Linked DNA regions of Homo sapiens: region 1 is linked to region 2. A link is an interaction called in ENCODE POLR2A ChIA-PET data of the cell type or tissue named here. Cell type or tissue: B cell. All regions are shown on one strand.

Evidence for each region. Peaks named below come from ENCODE experiments on the same cell type or tissue, not always from the same donor. Only the 100,000 strongest peaks of a DNase experiment are listed, where the experiment ranks them.
Region 1: POLR2A ChIA-PET joins it to region 2 with 13 read pairs; 3 of 35 experiments call an interaction of 5 or more read pairs at or near these places.

Annotation. Positions count from the first base shown.
Region 1 is chr5:134,743,599-134,751,598 of GRCh38, reverse strand. CAMLG (calcium modulating ligand) reads right to left here. Exons shown (of 4, transcript NM_001745.4): 3 at 7,547-7,612; 4 at 1-840. The coding sequence ends at 649. Among named protein-coding and RNA genes, the nearest start is that of CAMLG, 9.1 kb to the right of the region's middle. In B cell, no CTCF peak of the experiment used is centred here; no DNase peak of the experiment used is centred here; H3K27ac peaks cover 442 bases.
Region 2 is chr5:134,541,252-134,549,251 of GRCh38, reverse strand. The region is part of intron 3 of JADE2 (jade family PHD finger 2); the gene reads right to left. Among named protein-coding and RNA genes, the nearest start is that of JADE2, 20 kb to the right of the region's middle. RefSeq lists enhancers at 1-799, 4,092-4,431, 4,692-4,791, 4,852-5,121, 5,222-5,451 and 2 more. In B cell, no CTCF peak of the experiment used is centred here; DNase peaks (open chromatin) are centred at 1,050, 4,001, 4,981 and 7,701; H3K4me3 peaks cover 2,060 bases; H3K27ac peaks cover 7,372 bases.

The sequences.
Region 1 (8,000 bases), 200 kb before region 2:
CCCATTTTGTTTTTGCTTGCTTAAAACATACTTCTAAAAAGTGAAACTCAAATGTAAAAAGTTCCAATTCTGAGTTTGGTATACAGCAATAAAAATTTTATAAATACCTTCCAATTTCACATGTATGAATCTTTTCTTTGATTAAATACTTGTGCTGGAGTAAAAATTAAGATACTAACTCAACAAGAAAAGTTACAATGTGCAGAGTTAACATTAGACAATTCAGTTTCTTTCATTTTATTTTTCAGATGACTTCATTTCTCAGGACAGAATGACACAAACACAAGAAGCAGTCTCTAGGGCTGGCTGAGACCACATTTATCTGTTCTCCTAAAAGCACTAGCTCAGCTCCCAAAAGAAGAATTACAAATCTGAGAAGTTAGAGGAAAGGTACAGAATAGGAATTCTGATTAACAAGAAAAATCAATTAATGACATTGGTACTCTATTCTTCATATCAGTAATAATACAAACTCAGCCCTTTTAAATCAGAGAATCTGCCATTCTATATCTAATAAAGTAGCTTTACAACCCCTAAAGTAAAAGAATTACATGAAGGTGTAAACCAATTTGCCTCCTTTAGAGACACTGCAATATAGAAGAGGATTTTTTTTTTTTTGTAAGCTTCTCCTTCTCAGTTCTACAGGCTTCATGGTACTTCAGAGCCCCAATAATCAAGCAGTTCATGACAAAAGATAAAAGTGAAAAAGTAGACACAGAGATCTGTGAAGACTTCGCCCATTTTGCTATAGGTATCCATTGATCGATTTATCACTTCGGCAGGAATTCCCGACAATAGAAGTGCAGCTGTTAGTACTGTTGTCTTTATCTTCTTTTCACTCTGTGTAGAGAAAGACTCAAATTAATCTTCAAAGTTTCAGCAGGCTACATTAAGCTCTATACAAACATGATCAGTACTGCTGTTTTTAACCGAAATGATTTAAAAACTGTTAATGATGTTTCAAAACAATCAGTAAGATACCAACATTTACTGAGCATATAATATGTAACTCATCAATCTGCTAGGCAATAGCAGACATCAGTCTTGCTTTTTTTTTTTTTGAGATGGAGTCTCGCTCTGTTGCCCAGGTTGGAGTGCAATGGCACGATCTCGGCTCACTGCAACCTCTGCCTCCCGGGTTCAAGCGATTCTCCTGCCTCAGCCTCCTGAGTAGCCGGGATTACAGGTGCTTGCCACCATGCCCGGCTAATTTTTGTATTTTTAGTAGAGACAGGATTTCACCATGTTGGTCAGGCTGGTCTCAAACTCCTGATCTCGTGATCTGCCCGCCTCAGCCTCCCAAAGTGTCAGGATTACAGGTGTGAGCCACTGCACCTGGCCCAGTCTTGTTATTAGAAGTTTTTAAAAAGTGTTATCTTGGAAGTATGACATAAATAACAATTTATGATATATACAACAGTACAATATAAAAACAAGAAAAATATTACTAGACAGGACATAAATAACTGCTAAATGACTGACATGGATAATGTGTGACATAGGAGCTCACAGGAGATATAAATTACTCCAGTGTTTTATGTAAATAAAGCACAAGGAGGACTTCAGAGGAAGTAAAATTAAAAACAGGCCTTCAGGCCAAGTGCAGTGGCTCATGCCTCTAATCCCAGCACTTTGGGATGCCGAGGCTGGGTGATGGCTTGAGCCTAGGAGTTTAAGACCACTCTGGGCAACATAGGGAGACTCTGTCTCTACAACAAATACAAAAATTAGCTGAGCATGAGCCTGTAGTCCCATCTACTCAGGAGGCTGAGGTGGGAGGATCTCTTAAGAGGTTGAGGCTGCACTGAACTGAGACTGCACCACCGCACTCCAGCCCACATGACAAAGTGAGACCCCCGTCTCCAAAAACAACAACTAAAAACAGACCTTCAAAGAAGAGCAGGATTTAGACTGGCAGAAGTGAAAGTTTTTTGAAGCGTTAAGTCTCAGGACAAGTTAGAGGCAGAAGAATGCTTGGAGAACAATGAGTAATTTGTCACAGACTTATAGGAATGTAGGGCCCTAATTGTTATGCAAAGGAATCCACACTTGATTACACATCCAATAGGGTATCACTGAACAATTCAGTATACTTCTGGTGGAAGAGAGAACATTTACTTATTAATTTTCTAGTCTCATTTTTTTAAGAGATTAAAAGCTGAATTTTTCTTTATTATCACAAAATCCAATCATACGGTTTAAAATATTTTTAAATATAAAAACCTATAGTTGGCCGGGTGCAGCGGCTCATGCCTGTAATCCCAGCACTTTGGGAGGTCGAGGTGGGTGGATCACAAGGTCAGGAGTTCGAGACCAGCCTGGCCAATATGGTGAAACCTCGTCTCTACTAAAAATACAAAAAAATTAGCCAGGCGTGGTGGCACATGCCTGTAATCCAAGCTACTTGGGAGCCTGAGGCAGGAGAATTGCTTGAATCTGGGAGGCAGAGGCTGCAGTGAGCCGAGATCGTGCCACTGCACTCCAGCCTGGGTGACAGAGCAAAGCTCCATCTGAAAAAAAAAAAAAACCCTATAGTTACCTAAAAGAAATGAAAGCTTATGCTCACAAAAAGCCTCATACAAGAAAGCTCTTAGTTTTAGTCATAATAACCCCAAAACTGAAAACAACCAGGATGTCCATCTATAGGAGACTAGATAAATGGATATAGTCATACAATGTAGTATTACTGAGCCAAGAAAAAAAAAGGAATTAACTACTGATTTATCCAACAACATGGATAAATCTCAAAAATATCATGCGGAATAAAGAAGGCTTGCACAAAAAAGTAAAATCAAGAATGATCCCACTTACATGGATTACTATGCCAGACACAACTAATCTATCGTGGGAAAAAGTTCTTTGGGGTATAGGGACTGGGACTGCCTGGAAAGGAGCATGAAAGAAACTCCTGGGGTGACAGTGAAGTTATAAACCTTGAAAGAGGTATGGGTTTCATAGGATAACAAACGTATTAAATGGTACAATTAAGACAAGCATTTCAAGCAATCAATTAATTACGCTGGTACCCTACTCTTCATATTAGAACTAATTTTTTTTGTTTGAGACGTAGTCTTGCTCTGTCGACCAGGCTGGAGTGCAATGGCAGGATCTCGGCCCACTGCAACCTCCGCCTTCTGGGTTCAAGCGATTCTCCCACCTCAGCCTCCCCGGTAGCTGGGATTATAGGTACCCACCATCATGCCCGGCAAATTTTTGTAGAGATGGGGTTTCACCATGTTGGCCACACTGGTCTTGAACTCCTGACTTCAGGTGATCCGCCCATCTCGGCCTCCCAAAGTGCTGGGATTACAGGTGTGAACCACTGCACCCGGCCTCAGAACTAATTTTACCTTAAAATTTTACCTAAAAGCCAGGTGCGGTGGCTCACACCTGTAATCCCAGCACTTTGGGAAGCGGAGGTGGGCGAATCACAAGGTCAAGAGATAGAGACCAGAGACCAGCTAATTCTAGCACTTTAGGAGGCCGAGGTGGGCAGATAATCAGGTCAGGAGATCAAGGCTGTCTTGGCCAACATGGTGAAACCCCGTCTCTACTGAAATACAAAAAAAATTAGCCAGGTGTGGTGGCACATGCCTGTAATCCCAGCTACTTGGGAGGCTGAGGCAGGGGAATCGCTTGAACCTGGGAGGCGGAGGTTGTGGTGAGCTGAGATCTCGCCACTGCACTCCAGCCTGGCGAAAGAGCAAGACTCCATCTCAAAAAAAAAAAAAAAGAAAGAGACCATCCTGGTCAGCATGGTGAAACCCCGTCTCTACTAAAATTACAAAAATTAGCTGGGCTTGGTGGCGTGTGCCTGTAGTCCCCGCTATTCGGGAGGCTGAGGTGGAAGAATCGCTTGAACCTGGGAGGTGGAGGTTGCAGTGAGCCAAGATTGTGCCACTGCACTCCTGCCTGGTGACAGAGCGAGACTCCGTCTCAAAAAAAAAAAAAAATGCCGAGCATGGTGGCTCATGCCTGTAATCCCAGCACTTTGGGGGGCCGAGGCAGGCGGATCATGAGGTCAGGAGATCGAGACCATCCTGGCTAACACGGTGAAACCCCGTCTCTACTAAAAATACAAAAAAAAATTAGCCGGCCGTGATGGCGGGCGCCTGTAGTCCCAGCTACTTGGGAAGCTGAGGTAGGAGAATGGTGTGAACCCGGAAGGCGGAGCTTGCAGTGAGCCGAGATGGCACTCCAGCCTGGGTGACAGAGCAAGCCTCGTCTCAAAAAAAAAAAATTACCTAAAGAACCTTAAAACAGTAAATTGTAAGTCAGTGTTATGTAAGAGGGGTGAGGTATACCGATGTGTACACCTACAACATACTTTGAAATGCATCAAGAAAAATTTGATGGAAAAACTTTACAGAGATTATCTTGGGTTTGAAAAATAAAAGAAAACCTGATAGATACATAATATAATAAGATGTTAATTGTAGAATCTAGGTCGTTGGTATTATATAAATGGGTGTTCACGGCACAATTCTTTCAACTTTTGTGTTTATTTATTTTTGAGATGGAGTCTTGCTCTGTCGCCCAGGCTGGAGTGCAGTGGCGCTGTCTTGGCTCACTGTAAACCTCTGCCACCGGGTCAGCAATTCTCCTGCCTCAGACACTGAGTAGCTGGGATTACAGGTCTGTACCCACCATGCCAAGCTAATTTTTGTATTTTCAGCAGACATAGCGTTTCACCATGTTGGCCAGGTTGGTCAAGAACTCCCAGCCTCAGGTGATCTGCCCACCATGGCCTTCCAAAGTGCTGGGATTACAGGCGTGAGGCACCACGCCTGGCCAACTTTTGTGTTTAAAAACTGCTATAACAGGCCAGGTGCAGTGGCTCACACCTGTAATCCCAGCACTTTGGAAGGCCCAGGTGGGCAGATCACCTGAGGCTGGGAGTTCCAGACCAGACTGACCAACACGGTGACACCTCGTCTCTACTAAAAATACAAAAATTAAGTGGGTGTGGTCACTCACACCTGTAGTCACAGCTACTTGGCAGGCTGAGGCAGGAGAATGAACACAGGAGGCGGAGGCTGCAGTGAGCTGAGATCGTGCCACTGCACTTCAGCCTGGGCGACAGAGTGATACTCTGTCTCAAAAACAAACAAGCAAAAAAAACCCTGCTATAACAAAATGCTGTTTTGTTGGGAGAATATATAAAGTCTCCCTTTTCTCTCTTCCATTTACATAGTACCCATATATACATCTCTATCACACACATAAGTATTGTTAATAATTTCATGTATAGTCTTTCAGTTTGTTTATGCATATATAAGCAAAATCAAATAATACATTATTTTTTCTTTTCAAAAAGAAATTAGTATAGATTCTATAGATTCTATTCTGAATTTTGTTTTTTTTTCTCTTAATATTTCTTGGAGAGCTTACCATTGTCAGTACATTGAGAGCATCTTCATTCTGAATAGATACGTTATAATTTTTTTTTTTTTTTTTTTTTGAGATGGAGTTTTGCTTTGTTGCCCAGGCTGAAGTGCAATGGTGCGATCTCGGCTCACCACAACCTCCACCTCCTGGGTTCAAGTGATTCCCCTGCCTCAGCCTCCTGAGTAGCTGGGATTACAGGCATGCGCCACCATGCCTGGCTAATTTTGAATTTGTAGTAGAGACGGGGTTTCTCCATGTTGGTCAGGCTGGTCTCGAAATCCCGACCTCAGCTGATCCGCCCGCCTCGGCCTCCCAAAGTGCTGGGATTACAGGCATGAGCCACCGTGCCTGGCCAATTTTTTTTTTTTAATGTAGTCACTCAGTGGACATTTAGGTTCCAAACTTTGCTACTGCAAAACTACAATCAATGTTTCAAAGGTGATTTTCTTTTTTTTTTTTTGAGACAGTCTCGCTCTGTTGCCCAGGCTGGAGTGCAATGGCACAGTCTGGGCTCACTGCAACCTCCACCTCCCAGTTTCAAGTGATTCTCCCTGCCTCAGCCTCCCAAGTAGCTGGGATTACAGGCACCCGCAACCATGCCTGGGTAATTTTTATATTTTTAGTAGAGATGGGGTTTCGCCATGTTGGCCAGGCCAGTCTCGAGCTCCTGACCTCAGGTGATCCACCCCCCTCAGCCTCCGAAAGTGCTGGGATTAGGGCGTGAGCCACGGCGCCCAGCCTCAAAGGTGAATTTCTTTCTTTTTTTTTTTTTTTTGAGGAGTCTCGCTCTGTCGCCCAGGCTGCTGGAGTACAGTGGCGCAATCTCGGCTCACTGCAAGCTCCGCCTCCCAGGTTCACGCCATTCTCCTGCCTCAGCCTCCCGAGTAGCTGGGACTACAGGTGCCTGCCACCACGCCCGGCTAACTTTTGTATTTTTAGTAGAGATGGGATTTCACCCTGTCAGCCAGGATGCTCTCGATCTCTTGACCTCGTGATCCACCTGCCTCAGCCTCCCTAAGTGCTGGGATTACAGGCGTGAGCCACCGCGCCCCGCCTCAAAGGTGAATTTCTAAACAAATGCTTAATTAAAATTACAATGTTATTTACTCTTTTACTTCTTATATTTGACCTATTTGACCCTTCAAAAATACAAATGCTTCAAATCCATTAAAATCATACACAGGTCTGTCAGCCCATTAAATATAACACGCAGACAGCCAAGTAGCAATTTTTTCAGCAAAAAGCTCCCACAAAATTCGATCACACTAGTTAGGCTATCGTCTATGTCAGGCAAGCCAAGCCTCATAAAACTGTATATATCTGTAGTCAAGTAGGCCAGGTAAACATTGACTCTCAACATCATTCTGTTCTGTAATATTGGCCAAATATTTATTGCAAATATCAGGCCCTCAACACTGAAGATAAAGTGCACTGCTATTAAGTGTCCAATATGAAGTACAATGAGATAATCAAATCCATTTTTTAATTAATTTCCTTTATTATAGACAAAATGAATTACTAAATTTACTAATTAAATTTAATACTTTGCTTAAACAAGTACTATTCACACTTTTTCATGAAGGACCTCAATCCACAGTATTTTTGTAAAACAGAATAACAATGTTATGGCAATGTCAAATTGCTATAAAAGTTTCTAATTACTCTTTTTTTTTTTTTTTTTTTGGAGACAGAGTCTCACTCTGTCACCCAGACTGGAGCAGTGCAGTGGCGCAATCTTGGCTCACTGCAACCTCTGCCTCCTGGGTTGGAGCAACTCTCCTGCCTCAGCCTCCTGAGTAGCTGGAATTACAGGTGTGCGTCACCATACCTGGCTAATTTTTGTATTTTTAGCAGAGATGGGGTTGCACCATGTTGGCCAGGCTGGTCTTGAACTCCTGACCTCAGGTGATCCACCCACCTCAGCCTCTTAGAGTGTGGGGATTACAGGCGTGAGCCACTGCGCCCGGCCAATTACTCATTTTTTGAACTTAATGTATAACAAACACAAACACATAGTTTGGAGATAAGTGGGCAAACCACACTTTGAGTAGCACTGATTCAGACCGTAAGCAGGACTAACATTTTTAAGTTCCTTCAATTAGCTAGTCATAAATCAATCCAAACACATCATCGAAATTTAGAAAAAAAATTAATTTACCTTGGGAAAATATTTGTATAATCCCATGTACGCAAGTTGTAAAGTAAGAAATGGAGCAAATATGGACTGTGAAGATAGAAGATAAAATTAAATATTTCCAACATAATCATTCAAATCACAATAAATCAAACAGCAGCTAGAAAATTCCAAGCAAAAGCTGTAAGAAAATGTTGTTATTATTATTTTTTGAGACGGAGTCTTCCTCTGTCACCCAGGCTGAGTGCAGTGGCACGATCTTGGTTCATGGCAACATCCACCTCCCAGATTCAAGCGATGCTCGTGCCTCAGCCTTCTGAGTAGATGGGATTACAGGCGCCCGCCACCACACCTGGCTAATTTTTGTATTTTTAGTAGAGACAGGGTTTCACCATGTTGGCCAGTATGGTCTAGAACTCCTGACCTCGTGATCCACCCACCTCGGCCTCCCAACATGCTGGGATTACAGGTATGAGAC
Region 2 (8,000 bases):
GCGCCCGGCCCTGGGCTGTAACTTAACTGTCGCCTCCTCAGGGATTCCTTCCTGATCACCAACTGAGGGAGTGCCAACTGCCTGACTGAGCCACTTTCCATCTCACCCCTGCCTCATTTTCTTTCCAGCACTTACACTCCTGAAAAGTACCTGGTCGACTCACATTGCTGGTTTCTTGTCATCTCCCCTGCCATGCCTTGTCCTGCTGTCGGCTATATTCTCAGTGCCTGGCACTGCATACGAGGGCCTCTCTGGGGAATTTTCTGATGAATCTGAGGCCCCTAGCTGGCTCCTGGCAGTGCTTTCTGAACCCCCATAAGCAGGATGAGATACCTCATGGATATACCCAGTGGCCAAAATCCCCAAACACATGGACCTGAACAAGCGCCTCTGAGCAACAGGCAGCCTTTGTTCTGCTGGGCTTTAAGCTCAAGGACCAGCATTCAGCCCAGGCTGGAGTGGGTGAGACCAGAGTGTCCCACCACACCAGCTGGTAAGATGTGGTCCAGACCCAGAACCAGGCCTGGCACTGAGAACTCAGGGCAGGAAGGGCTCCCAGGGTCAACTTCAGAGTCCCTTCCCACTACAGTTAGGGAGATTGTGGGAAGACAAAAGAGTCTCGTTCCAAGAGAGTTCCACGTTTCATCCTGGGTCATGCAGGGAGCAGGTGGCAGACTGGACACTACGGGCTCTAGCAGGCAGGAATCATGGACGCACAGGGAGGGCAGCACTGTCTTAATGGTGTCAGCCCATGCTTGCAGAGACTGTGTGCAGAGTGACAGTGTAAACGCTGTTCCTGAATTAATCTATTATTAGCCCCTCCACCCACTCTGTGAGGTAAGTACTACCATCATCCCTATTTTACAGTTGAGAAACCTGGGACTCGGGTTAATTAAATCACCCACCCAAGGTGTGCGTGCTGGAAGTGGCAAATGAACCCAGGCCAACACAACTCCTGCCCCTTTTGGCCATGTGCTCACTGCCTAATGCCCTTGAGTTAACTTGATGCCAAATCAGGTGACTTCTCCAAGGGTTGAAATATGCAAATCCGACTGTGGTCTTTGCAAGTTCCGAGGCCTCCAGTCGCTCTCCACTGTCCTCCCACTGTGCCCACACTGAACTGCAGAGCCAATGAGGCCCTGTGACCACACGGATGCACTTGCAGTCTCCCAAGCACATTTAACCCTTTGCACACGGGAGAACGCTGCCTGGGACACTACTCCCTTGCCAGAGTAAAGCTGGCACACTTCATCCTTAAGGTCTCAGTCCAGCCCACATCTGCTCTAGGAAGGCTTCCCCAATCCTAGGCTGGGTTTTGGGCTTTGTCTGAAGTTCTACGGCCCCTGTGTTAGAATCTCCTGGTTTTTTGCCATGTCTTCCCCACTAGAAGGGGAGCTCAATGAGGTCTGGCTGAGCCGCAGGGCTGGAGCCCAGCAGTGCAAGCAGGGTCTGGCACATGCTAGGTGCTGAGAAATCTTGAATGACTCAAGATCCTTCCATGGGCCAGCCACCTCCTTCTTTGGTTGCTGTCCAAGACTACAGCTGGGTACTCCATGCCTTCCAAAAGAGCCTCTGTGCATTTATATAAAAACTGCCCACAAATATGGCAGCCAATTGTAACCTAAACATCATTTTGTGTTGAATTTCCAGGAGGCAGGCTTGGAAAAGGCTTAAATGTTCTCCTAAAACTCCTTTGAATGATTTATGAAAACTAAATAAAGAATAAAATGGACACTGATGAACGAGAAGCCTTGCTGTGGCAAGAAAGTTGGAAGCTGGAAAACAAGCAATTTTCTTAGAATGTGAATGTTTACTATTTTTCTCTCTTTTGGCAGAAATTGACAAATTGTCTTTAAAGGTCTGCTGCCTAGCAACCAAGTTCTGCTGAGCTGCTTAGGAGATGTTAATTGTAGCTTCTTCAAACAGTATGAAGAAATGTTTAAAGGCTTCAAACTCTAATTGAATCACCAATCTGAGTGCTAGGGGTGCCAATGCAGCCCTGGAGGGGGCTAAAGAGTCTGCTCTGCCCAGATGTAGGGACGCTTCTCCAGAAACACATCACATGGCCTTGCCTTCACGTCTTTTTCTGAGACTGCAGATCACAACCATTCAAAAGTCTAGCTTTCTGTACCTATTTCCCTAGGAAGAACTCTGCAAGAAAGCAGAGCATGAGTGACCTCCAAGAGCAAATAAAGATAGTGACAAAAGGCAACTTTCACTGTGCACTAACCACATGGCCAGTAGACACCAGGCTACAAGGTTTAATATACAATCTCAAGATTTGTAGCTAAGATTTGAACACTTCATCCTGGGACTTTGGTTCTCTGCTTCCTTTTCTCAAGGGGTGAACTACTGTATCACAGAGTATTTCAAACTAAGAGGCACCAAGAGGAAATTTAGTTACTTAAGAGAAAAGCTCCAGCAGTTACCACACTACAAAATATAATTACTTGTGTAATTATATATACACATTTTTTTTTTTTTGAGACGGTGTCTCGTTCTGTCACCCAGGCTGGAGTGCAGTGGTGTGATCTCGGCTCACTGCAACCTCCGCCTCCCAGGTTCCAGCGATTCTCCTGCCTCAGCCTCCTGAGTAGCTGGGATTACAGGCACCGGCCACCGCGCCCAGCTAATTTTTATGTTTTTAGTAGAGACAGGATTTCACCATCTTGGCCAGGCTGGTATCGAACTCCTGACCTCAAGTGATCCACCCACCTCAGCCTCCCAAAGTGCTGGGATTACAGGTGTGAGCCACCACGCCCAGCCTATTTGTGCAATTATATTTTTAATGTCCATCTCTTCTAATAGTCAAGCTGCAAGAAGACAGGGACTGCATATGTCCTGTTTATCACTGTGCCTGCTTTTGGCACAGTGTTTGACACACAGCAGGTACTCAAGAAATGCTTGTGGAACAAAAATTAGCCAGTTATGGTGGCTTGCCTGTAGTCCCAACTACCTGGGGGGCTCAAGCGGGAGGACTGCCTGAGCCCAGGAGGTAGAGGCTGCAGTGAGCTGAGATCATGCCACTGCACTCCAGCCTGGGTGACAGAGGGAGACCCTGTCTCAAAACAAACAAACAAACAAACAAACAAACAAAAAAACAAAAAACGAAATGCTTGTGTAAAGAGTCAGTGAATGAATGAATGAATGAATCCCAGGATTTGTATGAAGTATGACTAAACTTTCCTGCCCTGTCTTAGCAGGGAGAGAAGAGGCAGGAGGCTGGCAGGATTCTTCCAGGTGAAACTGAGAAACTGGTCTTGGTCACTGTCCCAAAGCCAATTAAAATGGCTTTGGCCAGGACAATCTCTCCTGGACATCTGTCTACACCAAAAGTCCCAACGTAGAGCTGGAAGTGGTGCCTTCTTCCTCACCCCTCAAGGAAAGTTTGAAGGTCTGTACTTAAAGAGCCAACCTCATCACAATTGTTTTCTGAGCACCTCATCTCATTAGAAATGACAGCTAACAGAGAAAGGTAATTGCCCTGTTAAGGCATGTCAGGTATTATGTTAAAGTTTTACATATATCGTGGCTCCTAATTCATATTACCCCCATTTTACAGATGTGGAGACTGAGATTCAGAAAGGTGAAACCACTTGTGTGAGGTCCCCACTGTCCTTTAACCACAGCAATACTGCTTGCAAGACACAGAGGGCTCTTCTTTTAAAAAATCTTTTCTGGGCCGGAACCTGATAAAGAGTTTCCCAGCCAAGAGCAAACTTATGCAGTTAAAATTCAGTATAAAACACGAAAGAAGGGCTATGAGAATAGCTACCCCCTGCCCAGTTGTGTTGCAAGCTACCACTAGGCTAAGTTCGTAAGACACTTAAAAAAAAAAAAACCCCACTCAACGTCTCTTTCTTTTATTTTCATGAGGATAACAGCACTTCCTGCTCTTAAAGAGAATTTATTACACACATTTCTTTTGCAAGACAAGTCCCAGAGGCCAGGAGGCCCTTCCAGCTGGCGGAGCAGCAACGTTTCCAACTATAGAAGTGGATCCTGCCCCCCACCCCAGAGAAAGGCAGTGTGAGTCTCAGAAAGCAGGCACTTAGCCTAGCGGAAGGGCTCGCCCCAACCCGCCTGCCTCACAGGGTAGCAAAGGAACTGCTGGTGGGCTGGAAACTTGGCTCAAAACCACAAGGGCAAGCACAAAACCTTTTTTTGGATTCTCCTGTTTTATCTATCAAATTATGGGCATTTTGCATTTTACTGTACCATACGCCTTCATTGTTCTACTATAAAATGGCATTTCAAACATCTGGATAACACCTCTGCTCCTCAGAAGGCATCTTATTTATCCTGTGGTTTGGAGCCCCAACACAATCTGGCCACCCCTGTCTTTACCCTTCACCCAGGGTAGAAGGAGGATTCCATTTTTAAAAGCATGGGTTGAGCTAAGAAGCTGCATCTCCACTCGCTGTGTTTTTTGGGGGAGTGGGGGGTGGCACTCCATATAGAGGGACTTTCAAGGACACTGGGTCTGGGGGACACCCTCTTGCTGGCAGCAGAGGCTTCTCTCAGGCCCCTTCCCCAGGGACTAAGTGCTACACATTGGTGAAGGGCCTCAGTGGTACATGCAACTAGGGATGTACTAATTTGTCACCACAGCCTATAGAGGAGCTGACAGCTGAATCCCCACTCCCACCATCCAGGCTTCCAGCTCAGGGTGGCCTGCTTTACCCGACACTCCCCACCTCCTGCCCCACTCACCTCTGGGGTTCCCTTCACCCCCCAGGGCTCCATGAGTCTCGGGAAGGAGTCACATCTACAGATCATCAACTCCCTGGGAGGACCCAGGGCAGAACTCTATGATAAGGGCTCTGAGGCTCACTCGCCTGGGGTCACAGATGTCCTCGGGCAAAGCCTGGGTGTTTTGGCAAAGCCAGGCTGCACCTCCCATAACAGACACCTTCCTGTGTAGCACCTGCATCCTGCTGACAAAGGACAAGCTCCCCAGGGACAGGGCCTGTGCTTTCTGTCCCCAGCACTGAGCTAGGCCCACTAGGTACTCTTAAGCACTTGCTGATTTTGATCAGCATCAGCAGCTCCCGGTCCAGAGACCCAGGCCTCTGCCCACTGGCTGACTTCTGGGGACTCTGACTTCCTGAAAATGCAGCTTTCTACCTCAAGACAGCCTGCTTGGGGAAACCCCCACCGCTTGGCCTGCCCTTCCGCCTGTGTCTCTGCCCAGGCCAGAGGAGGACACTACCTCAAACAGTAGCCCTCCAAAACATGCGGCTGGCCTCCAGGTCTCTCCCAGAACTGTCCTTCACACCTCCGGCAAGTCCGGGGTGGGGCAAAAATTTGTTAATTCCCCAGCCCCTGTGGGAAGGACATGGAGTGGTGGACTGCCCCCACCCACACTCCCTGACGTTGCTTAGATCTTTGAACCAGGCTGGAGAGCCTCCCTCCCTCTCCTTCAACCTAGCCACAGCTTCCACTCCCCACCCCCTCAAAAATACTCAAAGAAGCTTCCAGGGAACAACCAAGCCAGGAACTCCTGTTTTAGGCAAAGGGAAGGGAAAAGTCTATGGCAGTTGTCTTTTTGCTTTTTTTGCTTTTTTTTGTTTTTGAGACAGAGTCTTGCTTTGTAGCTCAGGCTGGAGTGCAGTGGTGCAATCTCGGCTCACTGCAACCTCCGCCTCCTGGGCTCAAGTGATCCTCCTGCCTCAACCTCCTGAGTAGCTGGGATTACAGGTGTGCATCACCATGACCAGCTAATTTTTAAAATTTTTTTTAGTAGAGACAGGGTTTCACCATGTTGGCCAGGCTGGTCTTGAACTCCTGACCTAGAGTGATCTGCCTGCCTTGGCCTCCCAAAGTGCTGGGATTACAGGCATGAGCCACCGCACCGGGCCTATGGCAGTTGTTCTTAACCCTGGATCCCAATAGCAGGTCTTGTTAAAAAAGTACAGGTACTAGGGGGCACAGTGGCTCACGCCTGTAATCCCAGCACTTTGGGAGGCCGAGGTGGGCGGATCACGAGGGCAGGTCAAGACAAGCCTGACCAACATGGTGAAACCCTGTCTCTACTAAAAATACAAAAATCAGCCAGGCATGGTGGCGTGCACCTGTAATCCTAGCTACTTGGGAGGCTGAGGCAGGGGAATTGCCTAAACCCAGGAGATGGAGGTTGCAGTGAGCCGAGATCACACCACTCCACTCCAACCTGGGCGACAGGGTGAGACTCCGTCTCAAAAAAAAAAAAAGAGTACAGGTACTGGCCAGGTGCGGTGGCTCATGCCTGTAATCCCAGCACTTCCTGAGGCAGGCAGATCACTTGAGGTCAGGAGTTTGAGACCAGCCTGGCCAACATGGCTAAACCCCGTCTCTACTAAAAATACAAAAATTAGCCCGGCATGGTGGCAAGTGCCGGTAGTCCCAGCTATTCGGGAGGCTGAGGCAAGAGAATCTCTTCAACCCAGGAGGTGGAGGTTGCAATGAGCTGAGATCACACCACTGCACTCCAGCCTGGGGAACCAAGTGAGACTCCATCTCAAAAAAAAAGGCCAGGCATGGTGGCTCACGCTTGTAATCCCAGCACTCTGGGGGGCCGAGGCAGGCGGATCACCTGAGGTTGGGAGTTCGAGACCACCCTGACCAACGTGGAGAAACCCTGTCTCTACTAAAAATACAAAAATTAGCTGGACGTGGTGGCACATGCCTGTAATCCCAGCTACTCTAGAGGCTGAGGCAGGAGAATCACTTGAACCCAGGAGGCAGAGGTTGCAGTGAGCTGAGATCGTACCATTGCACTACAGCCTGGGCAACAAAAGCAAAACTCCATCTCAAAAAAAAAAAAAAAAAAAAAAAGGTATAGGTACCTAGGGTGCTACTCCAGACCATGTAAGTCAGAATACCTGGGGTGGGGTGGTATTAAAACAATAATCTCTGCTCTGTAAATTCCATTAGATTCTCAGAGATGTGTTCCACAAAGGGTTAAGCACTAACAATGGCTACACCATTTAGTGAGCCAGGCAAGGCCAGAAACTCATTGTGTAAATTATTATACTAGCTCCCTAGGCCAGGCTCAGGACTTCAGGGCCAAAAGATAGATAGCTCTGTTGGGATGCCATAGGCAGCAGAAGACAGCAGGCTGAGTTCTCAGGGGCAGCTCCACCTTTTCCTTCTACTGCCTTAAGGAGCTCCCAGGGCAGACTTCAGGCTTTGCGCACTTCCACCAAAAATCCTAGCCCAGCCTCCCAAGAATCCCAGGGCCCATGCCTTCAGCTCTCAGCTCGGAGGCCCGCACTCACTCCCCCTTCACTCTGGCTGAGGGAAGGGCCAGCCATTGGGCAAGGGCCAGATGGGAAGCTGGGCCTCCAGGCCTTAGCCCTGTCCAGGGTCCTGACTCCTGGTCAAGTGCTTTCTTCAGCCCTGAGGCACCTCACTTGCTGTAGAGTGCCCCTTGGCTTGCGCCCTTAGGGTGCACTGGGAAAGGGCAGCCCCTGAGAGGTCATCAAAGGGCATCCCTGCCTATCCCACCCAAACCCAACCCCAGCCCTTTCATAGCTGTTGGATTCACTGTGTCCCCCACCCCATCATTGCCCACATTTAGAGATGAGGAGACAAGTGAACCACGAGTTCCATGGCTCTGCAGCCACCAAGGAGGGGCTTTCCACAGCACACACATCACTCCGTAAGTGTTCCCACTGGGGACTCCTGCCACACTAAGCAAACCACATGACCAGCCTGACAGCCACCCCATAGGCTTCATACTCCAGGGGATTGAGTAGATGGGGCTCCCAGAACCCCTTTCACCAGGGTATCCAAGGCCCAGGCTCAGCAGACCATAAAGGCCCCGCCCAAGCCATTCACAGAAAGAGAAGAGAGCAGTCCGTGAGATTTAGTGCAAACATTCTCTGCCGCCAAATCCTCGCTTTCATCTCTGCCCTCTCATGAGCCAAATAACTTGGAAGCGTTCATTGATGGTTTCCTCTCTGCCCCAAGATAAGTTGGAATTTATGCCGGCCACGGCTCAACCTTGTCACTTAGAG